Linked DNA regions of Homo sapiens: region 1 is linked to region 2. Evidence: chromatin contacts called from ENCODE Hi-C or POLR2A ChIA-PET data. All regions are on one chromosome and are shown on one strand. The core of a region is the stretch at or near the end of the contact, and the rest is flanking DNA. Distances in the headings are between cores, read along the strand shown. Region 1 holds the start of RARB (retinoic acid receptor beta). Region 2 overlaps RARB (retinoic acid receptor beta).

Region 1 (3,954 bases), core at 1,249-3,748, 42 kb before region 2:
CAATGAGGCTGATTCCATAGCTTAAGAAATGAGAATGAACAGAATTTTGAGGACACCCATCCCCATCTTCACTTCCCTGGGACCAGTGCATCTCTACTCTTTGGAGAGATGTTAAGCAAGAATGTGCAGCAGCCTCCCCTGGATAACAGATCCCTGTACACACATACCTGTCAGTGATGCCATGTTTCTCATCTCTAACTTAAGTTTCTCCTGCTCTACTTCCAATATAGCTGTTTCCTCTTCTCTTGTCTAACAACTTTTCATCCACCTCCACTGTCCGGTAAAAATGAACTCAGTTTCCAAGGAACTCTAAGGACCTTAAATAAGCATTTGGAGCCATAAGCCTCATGGACCAAGTAGAAATTGGCACATAATGTAGTGCTTTGTGTATCTTTACAACTACCTTAATGACAGTGTGTTAAATGTTTTGTAAATTCCTCTGTGTTCTCTTGCTTAAAATGTGTGTTTTCTTTGTAGTTAAAGGGTTTCTTACAATAAGTCTCTGTTACAAAATGATGGCCATATAAAAGAGAGAAGAGAGGCGCAAAAATAACAAACACAGATTCAGCAAAAATCTCACCCCTTTATTGCCCTGAACTTTTCAATAGCAAGAACTGAGCTTGCTGGGCTGAAAATTGTTTTAATGTACCTTCATAAAAGGATCTTTGACTTGGTAAGTGTGTGCGATGCATACTTTTCATGTTACACCACAAGTGCCACTTAGCAACTCCACTAGACAGGGCAGTGTTTCAGCATGGGGTGGGGTGCCCCCTGACAGGCTTTTAAAAGGCCCGGATGCCAATGCACATTCCAACACTATCCACAAAAAGGAGACTGGAGCAGTGCTCTTCCCTGCATTGGGCAAGGAGACTCTCCCTCCCTGCCTAACCACTTGCCTGCCCTGTTTTGTGGGAGAATTACAAGTAAATGCTACAGAGGCAGTGGAGAAAAAAGGGTGTTTTAATTCCTCTCCAGAGTTTCCTTTATTTGATGTATGTTGCATCCTTTAAACAAGTTGTGCAAAATGGCTGCAGGGTAGATTGGCTCTCCCTTTTAAAGCTCTCCATCCGGCTGGGTTTATTTGTAAATACTGCATCTATCCTTCTTAGTGTTTTAGGACTGGCTGGAAAGACTCTTCTTCCTGTAGGTTGGGTCAGTGTGAGAGATCTAAAAAATCATTTTCCCTTAAAATTACTGTATTTTAATAAAAGGATTGGGCAGGGGCTGGAATGAGAGAAAACTGGTCCTTCAAAATGTAAAACTGTCATACTTAAACCAGTTTACAAAATATGCGTTTAATTATGTGGTGGGATGTGTGTAGGTGTATGATGAGAGAGGCAACCAACATGGCTATTTGGGGTGCAAGGATGTGGGAACAGGCAAGTAATTTTCACATTGGACTTTCATCCTAGGGAGCTGGGTTCTAGTCACAGCTCTGAGCTGTGTGACCTTGGGTAGGTCTCATCTCCCCGGGGTTTTGTTTCACCAGTTGAACAGTATGAGGATGAGTCACAGCTAACATTTGTTCCATGATATTTACCCAGCACCATACAAGTGTTATTTCTGTCCTCCCAGTTAACACTGACGTGGGTAGTATTATATGCCCATTTTACAGATGAGGAAACTGAAGCCTGAAGAAGTTAAATACTTATCCCAGAACACACAGCTGGTAAGTGGCAGACCTGGAATTGGAATCTAGTTCAGTTTGATTCCCCAACCCATGCTCTTGACCACTATACTGTTTTTTCAAGTCCAGATCTGAAATCTCATTTTCTGTGTGGCTGTGTGTTTGGGACAGGGGTAACCAATTCCTGACTACTCTATATGCTGCATAGAACCTGGAGAGGATTTTTCAAAGTAAATGAATCTCGAAAGCTGGATTGCAGAGCAAACGAGTGCAGTCAATTCAGCCAGGGGCTTGCAAGAGGGAGAAAGAGAAAAAGACTGTGGAATGGAAAGTTTCCCAACCCAAGCCTTTCCCAAGGGGTAGCCATTCTCTGTTCTACAGTTTAGGGCTTGCATGTGCTTTTTCTGGAGTGGAAAAATACATAAGTTATAAGGAATTTAACAGACAGAAAGGCGCACAGAGGAATTTAAAGTGTGGGCTGGGGGGCGAGGCGGTGGGCGGGAGGCGAGCGGGCGCAGGCGGAACACCGTTTTCCAAGCTAAGCCGCCGCAAATAAAAAGGCGTAAAGGGAGAGAAGTTGGTGCTCAACGTGAGCCAGGAGCAGCGTCCCGGCTCCTCCCCTGCTCATTTTAAAAGCACTTCTTGTATTGTTTTTAAGGTGAGAAATAGGAAAGAAAACGCCGGCTTGTGCGCTCGCTGCCTGCCTCTCTGGCTGTCTGCTTTTGCAGGGCTGCTGGGAGTTTTTAAGCTCTGTGAGAATCCTGGGAGTTGGTGATGTCAGACTAGTTGGGTCATTTGAAGGTTAGCAGCCCGGGTAGGGTTCACCGAAAGTTCACTCGCATATATTAGGCAATTCAATCTTTCATTCTGTGTGACAGAAGTAGTAGGAAGTGAGCTGTTCAGAGGCAGGAGGGTCTATTCTTTGCCAAAGGGGGGACCAGAATTCCCCCATGCGAGCTGTTTGAGGACTGGGATGCCGAGAACGCGAGCGATCCGAGCAGGGTTTGTCTGGGCACCGTCGGGGTAGGATCCGGAACGCATTCGGAAGGCTTTTTGCAAGCATTTACTTGGAAGGAGAACTTGGGATCTTTCTGGGAACCCCCCGCCCCGGCTGGATTGGCCGAGCAAGCCTGGAAAATGGTAAATGATCATTTGGATCAATTACAGGCTTTTAGCTGGCTTGTCTGTCATAATTCATGATTCGGGGCTGGGAAAAAGACCAACAGCCTACGTGCCAAAAAAGGGGCAGAGTTTGATGGAGTTGGGTGGACTTTTCTATGCCATTTGCCTCCACACCTAGAGGATAAGCACTTTTGCAGACATTCAGTGCAAGGGAGATCATGTTTGACTGTATGGATGTTCTGTCAGTGAGTCCTGGGCAAATCCTGGATTTCTACACTGCGAGTCCGTCTTCCTGCATGCTCCAGGAGAAAGCTCTCAAAGCATGCTTCAGTGGATTGACCCAAACCGAATGGCAGCATCGGCACACTGCTCAATGTAGGTTTATTTTTTTCCCTTCTTCTACCAAGAAAAAAAAAATTGTCTCTCTTGCATGCAATAAAGACGTTGGAAATAAACTGCATTGGTAGCAAGACAAAGGATTTAATGATTTAATGCTGAAGGGGTGTGATATGCTGGCATGCATATTGATTCCCTTTGCTGAAAATTTCCTGTTAGATGTTTTCTTCCCAAATAACCCCTCCCGCCCCCATGCTCCTCTCCTTACCAACCTTATAGTCTCTTGAAAACAGTTTTTAAAATATGCATAAAAATGTGGGGGGTGGGGAGTAGAGGGTGACCACAAGACTTTAAAACATTCTTCAAGTAGGGCAATTTGACACATTTTGCAGTTTTTACTAAAATGTATGCAGAGTGGAATTTAACTTTGCTGTTCTTTGGATTAGCTACTAGTTGTATAGGTCCCCCCACCCCTTGTGTATTCCAACAGTCCAAAGTAATTAAAATATGACATTTTCCTTGAAAGGAATTTAGTTTAATTAAGGTGGCTGCTGCTCCCGAAGTTCATAAACCACCAGTTCAAGCTGCCGCTTCCAATGTTTTCCTTGCTAAGGAAAGGCAATATTTCTTAGCATTGACCCTGCTGCCACCTTTCCAAGTCACTTTGTTGGTCTAAGAAGTTGCTGTTTTGCTAGAAAACTACTGGCAATGAACACCCCTTGGACTGAGCCATCCATTATTTCCATATCTTGCAGTTCAGCCCGGAACGTGGACATCAGTTAAAGGAAAGGAAATATAAGTGGGGTAGCCCAATTTAAAAAAAAAATATTGACTATTTTGTTATCTGATGCTGACACAGTGCCGAGGTA
Region 2 (3,661 bases), core at 60-2,559:
TTCAAATCCTTTTCCTGTTAAAAAAAACACCCCACTGCTTCAGCCACACTTAGACAGAAGGTCTGAAGCAGTGGTGTGTTATGGTCTAGAGTGGGGGTTTCATAGGCCACCAAATTTAAAACTAACAGATAGGGGCATATTTTTAAAAAACATATTGTCTTGATCATTTCATAAAAGAAATGACATCTCTGCGACAAAAAATTAAAAAAGGAAGCGCTTACAAGGCAGTCAGTCTTTCCCAAGAAGGGACAGTTAGCAGGCAGAACCCACACATGGGCATGTTCCCAGATGCAGCTTTGTCCTTGCTCTCTACATTTTGCCTTTGATGGGTGGAAACTTCCTATCCCTAAGCCAACCTTTGGGGGCCACAATCCAGCCTGTCCTGCAGAAGGCCCCAGGGCGAGGCCTGGCACAGCCGTGATGGCGTGTCTTCTCCACAAGGGCGCAGAGGAAATGCTTGCTGAAGGTCACATTGGTAGCCTTCTATTTAAAGCAGTCTTTTAAGAGTTTAAACTCCACTAGCCCCCTCAGTCCCTCAGGGCTAATTTTGTCCATTTTTCTCATCTGCCTTTGTTTTGCTAGCCTCTGAAGAGAGGGAGGCCCTCATCTCCATGACAGCGTTCGGCTGCTGGGCTGGGTTTTCCTGGCAGACAGCAAGCAGAATGTTCAGTCACAAAAAGTTTTGCAATCAGGAAGATGGATGTCTGCACTTAATTTTAGAACTTCTATTAAATACTTTAAATGAGCTTAATGATTTTATTTGACCAAGGCCATTTAAAACCACATTGTTGTTTTTAATTGGAGTGGATAAACATGAACATGATGCTGTCTTTGGAGAATATTTTTAGCTTTCCTCACTCTGATAGTTGCTTCTGTTTTAGGGGTTTGCTGCAGTATTGATCCCAAAGAACAAAATAACATATCCAAAACAATAACAAAAACAGGACACTCTGTGTACCACTCTGTGATAGCTGAATGAATTATGAAACCTGCCATAAACTTCATTACTATATTGGATCACACAGAGTAGTTTCCCTCATAGACCCAAAAAGCGTCCCTCTGTTCCCTGTTGCTATAATCTGCCAACCATGGAGGATTTACATGTTTCCTCATTCATTCATCAGACATTTATTAAGTGCCTTCCATGAGACAGCTCCAGGATATAGAAATGAAAGTTTTGTGTATATTTTTTCCAATGCTGAATCCCATTGCCTAAAAAATACAGAGAACCAGGCCTGTCCAATAATAGGGATGTAACTGGCTCAAGCCCAGCTGCTGGCTGCTTGGAGGCAGAAAACATGAGAAGCTAGGTGTGGTAAAAGGATTTAAATTCTGGCTTTTGGGGAATGACCAGGCTCAAGTCTTTGAAAGACCATTCCAAACTTTAGGCTGTGGAGAGGGGCTTAAAAAGGGGAACGTGGAGGAGGGGTGGGAGCATGTGGGAGTGGTGCTGGGTGCAAGGTCTGCGTGTTCAGTTCCGGAGGCCGTGTTGAGTCACGGTCCACCTGAAGCACAGCGTGCCATCATTTCAGCAATGCCCGGGTTGTAGACTAACCCTTTTGAGGTAATCTCTGCAATTTCACAGCTGGGTCTCCATACCTGGTTTGTTTAAAAATTAGCTCCTGGAACTTCTAAGTAAGTGCCTAATTAGATAAGCTAGTAGTTCAAGAGAGTGTCTGGTAGGAAGGGAGGAAAACAAAAAGTTTTTAAGTACGTTTTAATGCTGAGAGCAAGAAAAGAAAAAAAAAGTTTTAAAATGCAATTTTAAAGCTAAGCTCCTCGATTACAGGTAAATGGTAAATATTCATTGGATGGATGAATGAATGAGCAAGGAAACAGTGTGGCATGTGCTGTGACAATTGTAGCTAAGGGTTTGATGGGCACAGAGAAGGAGTCTCGGATCCCTCTGACACATTCATGGAAGGCTTTTATAGAAGATGTGATTTTATAGATGTGTAAGCATTTTCCAGATGAGGAAGGGGAGAGGAGTGTTCCAGGCAAAAGTTGAAGATGGGGCTGGAAGGCAAGAGGACTCAGAATAAAATTGCCTATATAGAGTTACATGGAAAAATGGAAATCTATCCATTCTGTTAACATTTATTTTGCATAACCCTATATAAACAACTAGGGATCCATAGGATATTAAAGACACTCAAAAGGACTCAATAAATACCATTTCCTCAGAGAAGCCTTCCTTTGGAACCCCCAGGTTAGGTCCCCCTCTTTTACATTTGCTGTTGTTCGCCTTTGTAGCACTTAACACAATTGAAATTAAGTCATTATTACCAAGTCATTATTACCAAGTCATTAGTTTAATGTCAGCTATAAACTCCAGGAGGGCTGGGCAGGTCTCTCTTGTCACAGCCTTATTACTAGGGCTTTGCATAGTGCTAGGGAGGCGGCACATAGTAGGACGTTAATGTATATATGCTTTTATCATAAGTTATATCTAATTATACAGTAATTAGTGTAGTTATAAATAACGCATAATAAGATATAATTGTATAATAATGCAAATAGTATATTACTTTCATACATTTTATCTAATTATATAATGAATTGCATCTAATTACATAGGGCTTGGGATGATACATTCATGTAAACATTCATGGAATTATATATAAACAGGACAAGGTCTTTGGTGACCAAAGTCTAGCTCATTTCTTAGTAATTTCTGCCTTCTACCTCAGTTAACCTTCATTGCAAAACGTATGTCCTCTCTGATACTATCTTTAGGCAAACTCTTAAGAACTAGTGCCTGGAATGATATACTGACGTGGAAGAGTACTGAGGGCTGTTAGTGCTTTAAGAAAAATCTCAGCTTAGAGAATCTACCTCCATATCGAGGAACCTCAAGACAGCTGAAATGACAATCTACCTTTTCCTAGTAATAATTCCTACGGAAGGAGAAAACACTTTTCTTCTTCTAACAAATTGAGAACTGATTTTGGATTGAAAAAGCAGAAAAATCTGTCTTTTTTTTTTTTTCCTTCTGGTGTATGGATAAACAGGAAGTTGGGGGCGGGGGGAGTGAATTCTGAATTAGCCCGCAACTCTGCGTGTTTTTTTTTTTTCCTTGAGTTGGCGTGGTAAAAATAGTTTATTTAATTTGGTGGTTTTAAGAGGCTTATAAATTTTTTAATGGTTAAACGTTCAGGAATGCTTGTGTAGATGCTTACTTTGCTTGTTGTTTGAAAATATCTAGAACACTTTCATTTGCTGTTTTTGTTATAACAAACTAAAGGTCTGCTATTATTGCAATTATCCTCTTTGTTTCTCCACCTTTTACTAGAAAAGTTAAGAGAGCTTTCCATATTTCCTTCTCCTGGGTGGATGCCTGTAAAGAGGTGATATGAAATGAAATTGTCTGGAAAGGCTTTCCTTCTTCATCAGCCCCCCTCTACCTTCTCATTGTCAGGGCAGGGCTCAGAGCCCTTGGTCTTCCCACTCTCTACAGTTGCCTCTCTCCCCACCCGCGTACCTATGTAAAACCATGGAAATAATAAAACTGTCTTATATCTTACATTCCTATAGCCTTAGTGTTTCTAATGCATTTTCATGTATGAAATTAAATTAAGCCAGGCTTAGCTGAAGTAAAAGTAAACCCCCACAAGGTACAATGTTTGCTACAGGACTTTTTTCTCACATCAGCTCTTGACTG

Evidence for each region. A loop is a pair of places that touch in the nucleus more often than their neighbours do. ChIA-PET counts read pairs that join two places held with the same protein, here RNA polymerase II (POLR2A). Pooled maps may share reads with other maps.
Region 1: a map of ascending aorta shows a loop between it and region 2 (2.8-fold over the local background). The contact joins the promoter of RARB here to the enhancer-like site in region 2. A Hi-C loop is called at or near these places in 22 of 168 maps with a recorded cell type or tissue (Caco-2, PC-9, Right ventricle myocardium inferior and 12 more) and 21 of 50 pooled maps. POLR2A ChIA-PET finds 5 or more read pairs at or near these places in 14 of 52 experiments (A549, AG04449, BJ and 10 more).

What each region holds. Positions count from the first base shown.
Region 1 is chr3:25,425,765-25,429,718 of GRCh38, forward strand. It overlaps RARB (retinoic acid receptor beta), which reads left to right and starts at 2,499. Exons shown (of 8, transcript NM_000965.5): 1 at 2,499-3,124. The coding sequence starts at 2,968. RefSeq lists an enhancer at 1,560-2,397.
Region 2 is chr3:25,468,537-25,472,197 of GRCh38, forward strand. All of the region lies in intron 2 of RARB (retinoic acid receptor beta), which reads left to right. Among named protein-coding and RNA genes, the nearest start is that of RARB, 42 kb to the left of the region's middle. Within about 2 kb of position 1,310, at least 15 of the 41 ENCODE cell types and tissues checked have a DNase peak (open chromatin) inside an H3K27ac peak, as active enhancers do; they include ascending aorta, heart left ventricle and sigmoid colon, where a contact is called at or near this core.